Linked DNA regions of Homo sapiens: region 1 is linked to region 2. A link is an interaction called in ENCODE POLR2A ChIA-PET data of the cell type or tissue named here. Cell type or tissue: Panc1. All regions are shown on one strand. Links, peaks and the distances in the headings refer to the core of each region. The heading gives the core; the rest is flanking DNA.

Region 1 (7,569 bases), core at 1,879-4,378, 160 kb before region 2:
TGAACAATAAATGAGGGAATAAACAAATATATAAATTAGTTATTAGCCACATTTAGGAAGAATTGAGCACCCAAAAGAATAATGACTGTAATGGATTATCATATTGAGTCCATAGTGATATTCAAAAAAGAGGAAAGGCCGGACGCGGTGGCTCATGCCTGTAATCCCAGCATTTTGGGAGGCCGAGGTGGGCAGATCACCAGAGGTCAGTAGTTTGAGACCATCCTGGCTAACATGGTGAAACCCCGTTTCCACTGAAAATACAAAAATTAGCCGGGCGTGGTGGTGCAGGCCTGTAATCCCAGCTACTCAAGAGGTTGAGGCAGGAGAATTGCTTGAACCTGGTAGGTGGAGGTTGCAGTGAACCGAGATCATGCCACTGCATTCCAGCCAGGGTGACGGAGCGAGACTCTGTCTCAAAAGAAAAAAAAAAAAAAGAAGAAGAAGAAAGTAGGTGAAAACACTTCTTCACAGAAGGATGCCAGTGAATAAATGTAGAAGAAATGACAGAGGCAGAAAATCATGATCTTGAAACCACCGTAATAACCAATTCAGGTAAAAATCATCTATGGATGCTAAATCCACTGGGTAAAAGGTTTTGAGGGAGCAGTGTTGTCACACAGTCTCAACATAGCTTCCTGTTACTAAAAGGGCTTCCCTGGTACCATTACAATGAAGACTTTGCTACAGCAATTGGCCTCACCAATAGGCCACACTGATATCATGCACCTTCTACTGTGATGCAGTAGAAAGTACACACAATCAACTAGGTCATGTTCTTGCCAAAACTGCTTAACTTGAATCTAATTATGATCAATAATTTATAGATAAATCCAATTTGATCTACACTCTTCATGCAAGACAAAGAGGTCGGGGTGTGTTCGAGATTAAAGGAGACTAAAGAGATAGCACAACAAAATGTAATGTGTGATCCTAGATTGGATATCAGATTTTTAAAACTAGAGAGACTTTTTTCCAGGCAATTGGGGAAATATCAATAAGGACTGTATAGTAAATAATATTAGGGTATGAGGCCGGGTGCGCTGGCTCATGCCTATAATCCCAGCACTTTGGGAGGCCGAGGCGGGTGGATCATGAGGTCAGGAGTTAAAGACTAGCCTGGCCAACATGGTGAAACCCCGTCTCTACTAAAAATACAAAAATTAGCTGGGCCTGGTGGCGGGTGCCTGTAATCCCAGCCACTCAGGAGGGTGAGGCAGGAGAATCACTTGAACCCGGGCGGTGGAGGTTGCAGTGAGCTGAGATCGCGCCACTGCACCCCAGCTGGGCGACAGAGTGAGACTGTGTCTCAAAAAAAAAAAAAAAATATATATGTATATATATATGTGTATACATATGTATGTATACGTATGTATGTATGTATACATATGTATACGTATGTATGTATACATATGTATACGTATGTATGTATACATATGTATACGTATGTATGTATACGTATGTATATATGTATACGTATGTATGTATACGTATGTATATATGTATACGTATGTATGTATGTATACATATGTATACGTGTGTGTATATATAATATGGATGTTAAATTTTTTGAGTGTGATAATACTTTTGTGGTTATGTTCTTAAAAGACATCCTGAACTGTTTAGGGATGAAGTGTCATTATATTTACAACTTCCTTTTAAATGTTTCAGGAAAAAAATAGAATAAAGGGAGCAACAGATGAAGCAAGTGTGGTAAAACATTAACGATTGGTGAAGCTGGGTGAAGGATATAGGGGTGTCCACTGTACTTTTCATAGGATTGACATTTTTCAAAATAACAAGTTTGAGGAGAAAATGGGTAAACGAATGAATGTATAAATGAACAAATGAATGAGTGACAGAGTGAATCAAAGAAGGAGTGAGCAAACAAGAGAATTAGTTGAGTGAATAAATGAGGGAGGGAGGGAAAAGGAGAGATCACTAGGGCTCCAAGCTGTAAGGTCCCAGGCTCTCTACCTCCCATCCTGCCTCTGCCCCTGCATACTTGCCCAGCCACTCTGTCTTCTGGTAGGGCACATAGATGTTGTTGAGGCCACAGAGGAAGGCGGTCAGGATGATCATGAGGATGAACATAAACCTGGCAGGGGGTGGGATGTGGGAGGGTCAGAGCAGGTCTCCACCTTGAGAGAAGTCAGGCTCCAGGAAGAGGGATGAAGGCCTCCCTGGCTCTCTGCTCAACAAGTATTCAATTTGGTTATTTATTTATTTATTTATTGAGACAGAGTCTTGCTCTGTCGGCCAGGCTGGAGTGCAGTGGCACGATCTCAGCTCACTGCAACCTCCGCTCCTGAGCTCAAGTGATTCTCCTGCCTCAGCCTCCCGAGTAGCTGGGATTACAGGTGTGTGCCACCATGCCGGGCTAATTTTTTTTGTATTTTTAGTAGAGACAGGGTTTCACCATGTTGGCCAGGCTGGTCTTGAACTCCTAACCTCAGGTAATCTGCCTGCCTCGGCCTCTCAAAGTGCTGGGATTACAGGCATGAGCCACCACGCCCGGCAGGTTATATATTTATTTATTTATTTTTGAGACGGAGTCTCGCTCTGTCAGCCAGACTGGAGTACAGTGGTGCCATCTTGGCTCACTGCAACCTCTCAATCTCAGGTTCTAGCAATTCTCTTGCCTCAGCCTCCCAAGTAGCTGGTACTACAGGTATGTGCCACCACACCCAGCTAATTTTTGTACTTTTGGTAGAGACTGGGTTTCACCATGTTGGCCGGGCTTGTCTCAAACTCCTGACCTCAAGTGATCCACCCGCCTTAGCCTCCCAAAGTGCTAGGATTACAGGCGTGAGCCACCGTGCCTGGCCAAATTTGGTTATTATTAAGAATGGAGGCCGGGCGCAGTGGCTCACGCCTGTAATCCCAGCACTTTGGGAGGCCGAGGAGGGCGGATCACAAGTCAGGAGATCGAGACCATCCTGGCTAACACGGTGAAACCCCGTCTCTACTAAAAACACACAAAATTAGCCGGGTGTGGTGGCTGGCGCCTGTAGTCCCAGCTACTCGGGAGGCTGAGGCAGGAGAATGGCGTGAACCCGGGAGGCAGAGCTTGCAGTGAGTCGAGATCACGCCACTGCACTCCAGCCTGGGCAACAGAGCGAGACTCCGTCTCAAAAAAAAAAAAAAAAAAAAAAAAGATTAATGGGTACTAAGTCCAAGCAGTCAAAGCTGAGGACAGAGCGGTCTCCCAGGGAGGGAATGAGATGCTGAGATTCTAAAGGAATGACACAGGGATAGCTGGGAGTCAGAATCCCACTGAACAGGAGTTATCACCAGAAGAGTCAGAGTCACATGTGAGAATGAGCTGGCCTGCCATGGGGAGGCCAGAAAATTCCTGGGGTGGGGTGGGAGGTTCTCCCTCCAGCTAAGCTGAGCTAAAGTTGTTAATATTAATAGATGCAGCTAAGGTTTTTCCCACCAAGGACACTCACTGTAGTCCTACCTCAGGCTGAGGATTCCCAGGGAGGCAGGCATTAACTATGGGGCCTGATTAGGTGAGAGGCCAGGATTTGCTGGACATGATTAGGTGATGAGCACCAAGAAGGCCAGTTAAGGTCAGGGGCTCAAAGAGCTGAGTGGAAGGGATCCAAAGGGACCCCTGAGTCCACTGCTTTTTCCTTAATGATGGGAAAACTGAGGCCCACAGAGGGGTCATGGAGACTGACAGAACTGGGACTGGAACTCCCAACCAAGGGCTTTTTCTGCTATCTATGGTTCCTAATCTTTTCTGGGGTCATGGCCTCTTTGAGAATTAGATGTAAGTTGTAGACCCTCTCTGCAGAAACATATACACTTACCCTCCAAATTTTGCCTGTAGTTTCAGGGGGTCAGAGGTCTTTGGAGCGCACGTCTCTGTAGGAACACAGGTCAAGGATTCCTGTGTTACCCAAGAGCTGGGGAGTTTTGGAAGGAAGTCAAGTGGAGTCTACAGAGAGGAGCGAGCTCAGAGCAGGGCCGGTACGCACCGGATCATGTCTTCAATCATCTTGCCAATGGAAATCTGCAGAGTGCCCAGCGACTCGTGGGCCGGCAGAATGTAGGCCAGGCGGGTGAAGCTGAGCATGCTGGTGGCAGTGAAGAGCACCTCAGCCAAGAACTGGGGATCCTCGGTGTGCCACTCGCTTCATTCTGCACGGGGTGGAATGGGGGCTGTGGCTGGGAGCCAAGAGCCAAGAAAGAAGAACTGGGGGATTCAGGGCTGAATTGAAGGGACACTCACCAGCCATGGTGAAATAGTGGCAGGCAGCCGCTTGGGAGGCGTCCCGGCAGTGCATGGGGGCAAGCCCAGCCAGGAGGAGGCGCAGTGCGAAGGCTGCCAGGTACAGGGACAGGACGACCATATCCAGGAAGTTCCACCAGTCCAGGAGGTAACTGCGCAGGCCCTCAATCCACACTTCCTTGCACTCAAACCACAGGAAGCCTGAAGCGGGGTGGCAGGGAGCCAGGACAGAATGGGACCGAACTTCTCCTTCTATGTCAGAGCTAGATTACGAGGCAGGGGTAACCTATGAATGGCAGTGAGGTGCTAAAACATTATGGGGTGAAGTCAATGACATGTAAACATGTAATCTACTCAGGAACAGGTGATCTTATGTGAACATAAAAAAGACGCCTTGCTGATGCAGACACTGCTGGTGTGACCTGAACCAATGATCCCAGTCAGCGGATACTCCGAATGTGAGTATCACCTGGGACAGGCTGTCTATTAGGAGGGAATGACTGAAATTTGTTTCTCTGTGCCCTCCATCAAGTAAATACTGGACAAATAACTGAAGAATATTGATTTGAGCCTGGGTGCGGTGGCTCACGCCTGTAATCCCAACACTTTGGGAGGCCAAGGCAGGAGGATTGCTTGAGCCCAGGAGTTTGAGACCAGCCTGGGCAACATGGTGAAACCCCATCTCTATTAAATTATTTTTAAAAATTAAAAAATACAGAGTATCGACTTGAAGGGGTTCCAAATTCTCAGGCTGCTCAGGGTGCCTGTGTTCCAGTGAGGCCCAGTACCAGACCTGGGGCTGGGGGTCTTGGGAGCTGGACCCCATAAGCTAGGTGGCCCTGCCACATTGCACCCTTCTCATTCCCTGGATACAATCACATGCTTTTCCACTCATGGTTTGTTCCCTGTGCCTAGAATGTCCTTCCACATCTTCTGGAAGCCCAGCTCACCTTTGTGGCCCAGGTCGCATGTTATCTTCTCCAAGTAGCCTTCCCTAAGCAGGTGGAGTGAATTTCTTGGGGTTTTGTGTTCTCACAGCTCATATCTCTGTGATCCCATCACTACAGGGCACTGCAGGATCTCTCTCCACAGGTCTGTCTCTACCCTGCCTCCCCCTGAACTTGGAGCCCCTCAAGGGCAGGGACTATGTCCACTCATCTCTGTCCCTGGTGCCCAGAACAAATTAAACAAATATGAAAAAGAATGTATATATATATATTTTGAGACAGAGTCTCGCTCTCTGGTCCCCAGGCTGGAGTGCAGTGGCCCGATCTCGGCTCACTGCAACCTCCGCCTCCTGGGTTCAAGCAATTCTCCTGCCTCAGCCTCCCGAGTAGCTGGGATTACAGGCACATGCCACCACTCCTGACTAATTTTTGTATTTTTTAGTAAAGACAGGGTTTTATCATGTTGGCCAGGTTGGTCTCGAACTCCTGACCTCAGGTGATACACCTGCCTCAGCCTCCCCAAGTCTTGGGATTACAGGCGTGAGCCACTGCGCCTGGCCTAAACAAACATTTAGTAAGCTCCTACCATGTGCCAGTGGGAACCTGTGGTGAATAAGACAGTCCCTGCCCTCCCAGGGCTTACAGTCTGTGAGGAGCATAGTGGGTAACCCAAGCGGGTCTCACACAATGTGGTAAATGCTAGGACTAAGGAGCAGGGGGACAGAGGGACTGTTATGGGTGTTTAGGGATGGACCCTCACCCTGATTTAGGGGCCAGGGAAAACTTCTCCAAAAGTGGCATTTAAGCTGAGACCTGAAGGAGGAGTGGGAGCCAGCCAGGTGAAGGGGCAGTGCAGGAAGAGGCAAGTGCTCCAGGAAATGTGAATGAGCAAAGGCCTAGACAAATGTGAATATCATGTGGTCGGGAACCTAAATCAGTCCTGTAGAGCAGGAATGCCCTGTGAGGGTAGGGTGCACGCTCAGTGAATGTGTGTTGGATGGATGGGGCCATGTTAAACTTCTCCATGTACCCTTAGGGCTTCACTTATGATAGGGCATCAAGAAACATTTATTACATGAATAAATGGGTTTTGTTTCATATGTTTCTAAGACCTTTCTTCTCCCACGGGTAGGAATTGTATTGGTTTCCTCTCCACTCAGCACAGGTCAATCCATGTTTAGTAAACAATAGGATGAGAAACTTTCCCTCTTGGGCTGCTCTTATTTTCTTTCCCTAAAGTTTCTGCACCAGATTTCCTTTCTGACATCACTGACTGGCCTGGTACAGGGTGGAGCAGTGGACTTGGTATACTGGTGGCTCTAGAGTTTACTAACCAAGCCAGAACTAAATGAGAGGAGGACAGCCGAGGAAGGCGCCACCAATTCGGCCTGCTGAGCTGACAGGCCAGAGGCTGCTGAAGCTCTGGGGATTCTTGTAAATTGCATTTGCTAAATTGTTTGAGAATACTCAATTCTGCTATAGAAGAAAAGAAAACCAATGGAATGGATGAAACTTATGCGTTAAGTATAGGCTAGTTACTTTAGTGACACGTTGAACAAGTAAAGTTAGTAGAGCATGTGTGGGTGAACATACATAGAAAGAGATGGACAGACTATAAATATTCATGATATACTGAATATGCATGAAGCATACGAGGCCCTCAGTATTCATGAGATCTTAAATCAGCTACCCACTGGCACCAGCCATTCTGTTTCGACATGTCCTCTGCCCGAATAATACATATGAAATTAATAGCTACTCATCAGGATAATTGGCAAGCTACAGCTGCAGCCAAACATACCTGCCACTGTGTTTCTCCCATAGATCAAGTCTTGGGCCAAGGTATCTTCTTTTATTATTTTTTATTTTATTTCATTTTGGAGACAGAGTCTTGCTCTGTCACCCAGGTTGGAATGCAGTGGCACAATCTCAGCTCACTGCAACCTCCGCCTCCCGGGTTCAAGCAGTTCTCCTGCCTCAACCTCCATAGTAGCTGGGATTACAGGCACATGCTGCCGTGCCTGGCTAATTTTTTGTATTTTAGTAGACACGGGGTTTCACCATCTTCCCCAAGCTGGTCTTGAACTCCTGAGCTCTGGCAATCTGCCCGCCTCGGCCTCCCAAAGTGCTAGGATTACAGGCGTGAGCCACCGCACCTGGCCAATCTTCTTTTATTTTTAAGGGATGGCGTCTCTCTATGTTGCCCAGGCTGGTCTTGAATTTCTGGCCTCAAGCAATCCTCCCACCTCAGCCTCTTGAGTGGCTGAGATTACAGGCATGAGCCACCATGCCTGGCTCCAGGCACCTTCTGTCCATTGCACCACCCCCCTAACCCCAGCCACTCAAACCTCAACTCTGATCCTTATTACAACACCATCATAA
Region 2 (7,569 bases), core at 3,217-5,716:
GGGTAAAACTGTGTTAACAGAACCCCCAGATGGAACTCAAGTGTGGCCGTCTACTCCCAGCTACTCACAGAGAACGTTTCTGTTTCTGACAGCAGAGTAAGAGAAGAGGTGGGAAGAGAGATAGCCCATTCTCTGTTGGCCTAATTCCTAAGGAATTGTGTCTCTGCCTTGGGGTCATTCTCAAGTCTTGTTCAAGGATAAAATGATTTATTGATGGCCGTAATTAAAAAGCAATGCCAACAGAAGCAGCCTCAGCATTTTTCATTTGTACTTACACATGAGCGAGAGCAGTTTAGGGAAACGGGTGCCTTCAGGTTCTGTTTTCTCCATCTAGAAAAGGGCTGCCTTCGTGGAATGCTGGTCCTGGGGAGACGCTTCATTTCTATAGCAGGAATTGATACAGTTTTAAATTCCGATTGGTACAAGGAGCTACCCGTCCTCATTTCAAGCACTTCTGGTTGTTCTGGGTTCAGTGGGTGAGCAATGAGTAGAACTCTGGGGAGGAGGATTTGGAGCGAGCGTGGTTTTGATCCCCAGAGGGAGCTGTTTTTCCATCAATGTCTTGACTGTGATTCAGAATGGGCTTCTCCGCTCAACATGGGAGTACTGGGCTGATTTAAGGCAGGTGATTGACTTGATTTGGTGACTACTTTTATACTAGCTGGTTAACGAGATATTTTCTTCATTAGTTTCAGGCATGTGAGCTTAATGAAGCATTGGACCTTCCAAATTACAAGGAAAATAAAGATATAGCTTATGTGGTAGGTTCAAAGGAGTTAGTGAACAAACACAGTAGGGCCACAAATTATTGTTAAAGACATGAATGCATGAAAGTGTATCTATGTCCAAATGGACTCTCCGCAACCATACTGTTCCACCTGAAAATTAGTAGATAGAAATTCAGCAAATGCTTGGACAGGGGATACTCTCAGAAGTATTCTGACTAAATAGCATGGCTTCTTTTCATATCACTAAAGTAATTTCTTCTCAGATTGACTCTGGACTAAATCTTGTGATACCTACTTGTTCTGATTGTACTTAGCCACCTGCAAATAAGTTGGGGGCAGTGGTAAGAGGAGCTGTTGAATGATATTAAACATTTGTTGAATGCCTACTGAGGATAAAGCCCTGTGCTTTGTGCCAGGGAGATTCCAGAATAAATGAGGCACAGACCTACTCTCAGGAAGCTTTTGCAAACTAATGGAGAAAACACATCTGCAGGCAATGACTTATGGTATAAGAGGAAATGGGGCCAGGTACGGTGACTCACACCTGTAATCCCAGCACTTTGGGAGGCCGAGGTAGGTGGATCACTTGAGGTCAGGAGTTCAAGACCAGCCTGGCCAACGTGGCGAAACACTGTCTATACTAAAAATGCAAAAAAAAAAAAAAAAAAAAAAAAAAAATTAGCCAGGCTTGATGGTGTGCACCTGCAATCCCAGCTACTTGGGAGGCTGAGGCACAAGAATCACTTAAACCTGGGAGGTGGAGACTGTAGTGAGCCGAGATCCCACCACTGCACTCCAGCCTAGAAGACAGAGTGAGACTCTGTCAAAAAAAAAAAAGGAAATAAGATTGGTGTTGAATGGGAAATCTAAGCAGGATGGAATGGCAGGAGAGGACCCACTTGCCCAGCTCCAATAACACTTTTGACAGCCAAGACAATATTGCAGGGACACCCATTCCTCATGGTATCTGAAGTCCCATGAAGGCTTGAGTCTGGAGGCTGGTTCAGTCTTGACTTTAAGATAAGGGGATACAAGGAATGATTTTCATCTATCCCAAGCCAATAGTCCAGCCAAAAATCTAGGTCTGAGATGATGAGAAAAAGCAAGTCATCAACCATGTCAGCCATTTCATCATCATCGTCATCATCATCATCATCATCATCATCATCATCAAAAACAAAAGACGGACCTGTAACCGTCTTGTGTGCCTGGCTCTTGCCTTAGTTCAAAATATAGAAGTAAATTCTATGGCCAGTGAACAATGACCAAAATAGCTCTCATCACTCTTGTCTGCCACCAAGTAAGACGTGCCTTTTTCCTTCCACCATGATTTCGGGACTTCTTCAGCCACATGGAACTGTGAGCCCATTAAACCTCTTTTTCTTTAAAAATTACCCAGTCTTGAGTAATAAAATAGTGGTTTGTCCACAACATCAATGAACGATGCTGTTACTTGTTCCAAACACGTATCATTTAGGAGGTTTGGATAAACAACAACCTAAAATAAATAAGCACTAAGCAAACTCAGGGCTACATAATCCCTGTGGTGAGATAACTGACAATGGGTACCACTGGGACAGTTTACTGTTAAATCACCTCTATCTACATGTGCCCAAGCAGTGAGATACTTGGTTTTAATCCTAAAATATCATGGTGCACATTTACTCCTGCCTCCCAACTGGGCTCTAGCGTCACCCCCTCAGAGAAGCCCGCTTTTCTGTGCTTCCACTCTGCTTTTTTTCAGCATTTAGCAGAGCATCAGTAACCATCCATATCTGGGAACAATGATTGTAAGAAACAGAAACCCATTTGCATGAGCTTGAGGACAAGGAGCAAACCTTATCTCTAACAGGAAAACTCATGGGCACAAGAAACATATGAGAGGCCATGAGAGAATGGAAACTGCAGTTACAGAAACCAAAATTCCTCTTTCTTGCTCTCAGAATTCCATGGTCTTTTTTTTTTTTTTTTTTTTTTTTTGTGAGATGCAGTCTCACTCTGTCGCCCAGGCTGGAGTGCAGTGGTGCAATCTCAGCTCACTGCAAGCTCCACCTCTCGGGGTTCACACCATTCTCCCGCCTCAGCCTCCCAATTAGCTGAGGCTACAGGCACCCGCCACCACACCTGGCTAATTTTTGTATTTTTAGTAGAGATGGGGTTTCACCGTGTGAGCCAGGATGGTCTCGATCTCCTGACCTCGTGATCCGACCATCCTGGCCTCTCAAAGTGCTGGGATTACAGGCGTGAACCACCGCGCCCGGAAGCCCATGGTCTTTCTTATCAGCCCTGTGGACTTTCTTATCTCCGCTTCTCTTACTCACAACCAATTTTCCCTTTTTGCTGGTGGTCCATCATGGCAGCCAGCAGAACCCACCACCAGCTTATCAGTCAGTTACTGGATATCTTGGAGAGGGAGGGAGAGAGGGAGAGAGGGAGAGGGAGAGAGAGAGAGAGAATGACAATTGGGCTTCTGGCCAACCAATTGAGTATAGGGAGGGGAATACCACGGTACAAATATGGCGCCAAGACCTGTTTTCCAGCATGGCCAGTGAGTAGGCAAATTGAGGGAAGGTACCTGCAAACACAGCAGACATCTCAGAACATGCTCTCTGTTCTTAGTTCTCTCTCCTGCCTTCTCCTAGATTGTAAATATCACAAGACAATCTAGGATAGTACCTGGCTCAAAATATTTGAGAAAGAGAAAAAGGAAGGCATTGGATCAAACTGTGGACTTCATGGTTTCCTAAATTCACTCTGCAAATTTTTGGGTTTTTTTTTTTTGAGACAGAGTCTCGCTCTGCTGCCCAAGCTGGAGTGCAATGGCATAATCTTGGCTCACTGCAACCTCCACCTCCCATGTTCAAGCAAATCCCCTGCCTCAGCCTCCTGAGTAGCTGGGATTAAAGGCACGCACAGCTACACCAGTTAATTTTTGTATTTTTAGTAGAGACGGGGTTTCACCATGTTGGCCAGGCTGGTCTCGAACTCTTGACCTCGTGATCCACCCACCTCGGGTGCCCAAAGTGCTGGGATTACAGGTGTGAGCCATCACACCTGGCCAACTTTGCAAGTATTTAAGTGAATGAATGTCAGTCCCTGAGAATCAGAATTTCTTGTGATTTAACGGCATTAAATCTCCATTAGGTTTAATCCTGGTCAGCAGCTGTGGGGTGTCCTGGGTTTGGGATCAGTGGGATGAGGAAGAAGCAGGTTCTCCAAAGCACCACGCAGGGAGGGGAGGTGTTAACTAGGCCAAAGATGATGGGCGGGGTACCTGCCTGGGTTTCAAACAGCTTATGCCAGGCCTAAAACCCGACGCTGAGGAAGAAACTGTATTAAGCAAATTGATGACATAATGGAGGGAGTCAAAAAGTTTAATATTGCTAAGAAGATACAAATATTGATCATGCAATATGTTATGGTTATCACGCCATCTCCTGCTACACGCCAGGTTTCCTTTATGATGAGATACAAGAGATTTGTGGATCTGACCTAACCCTCCAAATTGTAAGGTCCCTGAGAGTGGGTTCATGACATTCATGTTTTATAAATGTGGCATAAAGGCTCATGCTGGCTGCCATGTGGCCCAATGCCAGTTTGATGCTGCATTCAAAGAACCATCATTCCAGCATGCAAGCATACTTAAAGGCAATTGAAATGTTTACCGCCGTCCCTCAAGACAAACACCAAAGAAAAATTATTATCAAAATGCATAGCAACATTTCTTAAAATCTTATTTTCCCATCTCTTTCTCTCTCTCTCTACCACATTCCCAGGAGTTTCCCAGGAGCAAAACTTTCATGAAGACCCAGGAGCAAAATGATTAATGACTTCACTCTATCTGATTCTGATTTAGTTGGTTTAGAGTGGTGTCCGGACATACGTATTTTTTAAAATCTTGCCGGGCACAGTGGCACACACCCGGTCTCAGCTACTCAGGAGGCTGAGGCAGAAGAATCACTTGAGCCCAGGATTTTCAGTCCAGTCTGGGCAACATAGCAAGACCCTGTCTCTGAAAAAAAAAAAAGCAAAAACAAATCTCTCTCAGGTGCAGTCAGGGTTGATAACTAGTTGATCAAATAATTGTGGTAGCCATCCTTCACAATGGACCTTAATATTCCCACCTCCTGGTGTTATTCGTTGTGGAATCTGTCTTAGCTAGTCCTCAATTGGGTCTGGTATCCAGGCCCCACCTTGAGAGGCTAGTCCCACCTCCTACCCCACACATGGTTTTACAATTACTTTCAAGACTGGCCTAAAAATCTAAAATGTATTTTTTTGACCTTGTTTCCAATGAAACAACTATTCTAAACATTCATTTAGGATGGTTAGGGAAATTTGAACACCGGCTAAATATTAGAAGATATTTGCTTCAAAATAACCCAGCTTGGTAATGAGATGATGGCGGCTGAGGCTGGTGATAGGCACAGAGGGCTTCATTATCAAAAAGAAACAAGTGGAAAAAACAGAATTTTTCCATAATAAAAATGTAAGGTAAACACGAAAATGTATTGAGTGCATAAAAAGAATTTATGGTCTCACAGGCATTAGCTTATAATTTGAACATCAAAAATAAAAGTGACGGCCAGGTGCAGTGGCTGATGCCTGTAATCCCAGCACTTTGGGAGACCGAGGTGGGTGGATCACTTGAGCCCAGGAATTTCAGACCAGCCTGAGCAACATAGTGAGACCCCCATCTCTAAAATAAATAAATATAAATAAAAGTGACTAGAATTGATTATAGAACATCAACTCGATTTGAGTCTATAAAGATTACTGGTGGAGGGGGGCAATGGGGAGAAGGAGAAAGAGAATATATTTGTGACCTAGATTATTTTCCTTAGTTTTGAGAGAATCTTCGGGTCTCCTGGGTCTTCTAGCCCAGTATTTATTTTTATTATTTATTTATTTATTTATTTATTTATTATTTTTTTAGATGGATTCTCACTCTGCCACCAGACTGGAGTGCACTGGTGCGATCTCGGGCCACTGCAGCTTCTGCCTCCCAGGTTCAATCTATTCTTCTGTCTCAGCCCCCCAAGTAGCTGGGACTACAGGTACCTGCCGCTTCACCCAGATAATTTGTTTTTTTTTTTTTTTTTTTGAGACAGAGTCTGGCTCTGTTGCCCAGGCTGGAGTGCAGTGGTGCAATCTCGGCTCACCGCAAGCTCCACCTCCCAGGTTCATGCCATTCTCCTCCCTCAGCCTCCCGAGTAGTTGGGACTACAGTCACCTGCCACCAAGCCCGGCTAATTTTTTTGTATTTTTAGTAGAGACAGGGTTTCACCGTGTTAGCCAGGATGGTCTCGATCTCCTGACCTCGTGATCTGCCCGCCTCAGCCTCCCAAAGTGCTGGGATTACAGGCATGAGCCACTGTGCCCGGCCGCACTCAGCTAATTTTTGTATTTTTTGTAGAGATGGTGTTTCACCATGTTGATCCAGGCTGGTCTCAAACTCCTGACCTTAGGTGATCCGCCCGCCTTGGCATCCCAAAATACAAGGATTACAGGCATGAGCCACCACACCCTGCCTATTTTCCTTAGTTTTCAGAGAACCTTTGTGTCCCCTGGGTGTTCTAGCCCAGTATATCTCAAACTTTGCTGCACTGAGGACCTTGTTGAAATGCAGGTTCTCATCGCGAGGCTCAGTGGGCCGGCAAATCTGCACTGGTTTAGGAAGCTCACCCTGAGTACCAAGCTTCAGTGAGGACCAGGCAGGCCCCTGCCTGCCAACGCCCTCTCAGCTGGGCTTAACTCTGGCTCTCTCCTGCCAGGGTTCCTCCCCTCAAAATAGGAGCTATTTTCAAAAGGTCTCTTGGAAAAAAAGCCCTGTTTTAAAATTGGGGTGTTCAGGATTGGCCATCTGCTCACCATGGGGTTTTAAGACCTTTGCCCAGACCCCTGCAACCAACTCAGAACTGACATCTTTACTTTTGAAGGCCCCACTCCACACCATATTAAATTCATTAAAATCAACCGCCATTACAGGCATCTCTCAGGCATCACGCCCTCAGAACGGAGTTGCAGCTGACCACTTGACAGTGTTGTAAAGCATTAAACAAGCATTCATTTCAGCCTTGCAGTTTGCACATTTAGAAGCCAATTGTCTTAGGTCTAAAGCATTCATGTCGAAACATTTTTATGGGCCCCAGACACTATGCTTTCCAGCCTTAATGGCCTCTGCAATGCTGGTTCCTACCGCCCCACCCCTGGGTTCTGGCCGGCTGGCCCACGCCACCTCACTGCTCCCCCATTCAAGTGTGCCTTCGATGTGTGGTTTCCAAACTCATCTACACTTTAGGGTCACCTGGGATTTTTTTTAAATCTTCCAAAACCCAGGCCACACCCAAGAACAATTAATCCTCAACCTCCGGAATGGGACATAGCATCAGTTTTTTGTTTTGTTTTTGAGACAGGGCTTCGCTCTGTTACCCAGGCTGGAGTACAGTGGCACAATCATAGCTCACGACAGCCTCCAACTCCTGGGCTCAAGAAACCCTCCCACTTCAACCTCCACGGTAGCTGGGATCACAGGCGGGCACCACAACGCCTGGCTAATTTTTAAATTTTTTATAGAGACATTATCTCCCTACGTTCTCCAGGCAGGTCTCAAACTCCTGGGCTCAAGCGATACTCCCGCCTCAGCCTCCCAAACTGCTGGGATTATAGGCATGAGCCACCATGCCTGGACATCAGCATCTGTATTTTTTGAAGCACAGACGAGTTTGGGATCTACCGCGCTAGACTGAGCTCGGTTTCCCAGCCCTGTCTGACCATAGGATTTGGCTGGGCTGCTTCTGAAAACAGAGCTCCCCAGGCTCCTTCCCAGGTAATTCTGATT

The links. Peaks named below come from ENCODE experiments on the same cell type or tissue, not always from the same donor. Only the 100,000 strongest peaks of a DNase experiment are listed, where the experiment ranks them.
Region 1: POLR2A ChIA-PET joins it to region 2 with 10 read pairs; 2 of 35 experiments call an interaction of 5 or more read pairs at or near these places.

The regions. Positions count from the first base shown.
Region 1 is chr11:3,623,252-3,630,820 of GRCh38, reverse strand. It overlaps the pseudogene TRPC2. Among named protein-coding and RNA genes, the nearest start is that of ART5, 15 kb to the left of the region's middle. In Panc1, for the core only: no CTCF peak of the experiment used is centred there; a DNase peak (open chromatin) is centred at 3,315.
Region 2 is chr11:3,462,115-3,469,683 of GRCh38, reverse strand. It overlaps the pseudogene ENPP7P15. Among named protein-coding and RNA genes, the nearest start is that of ZNF195, 87 kb to the right of the region's middle. In Panc1, for the core only: no CTCF peak of the experiment used is centred there; no DNase peak of the experiment used is centred there.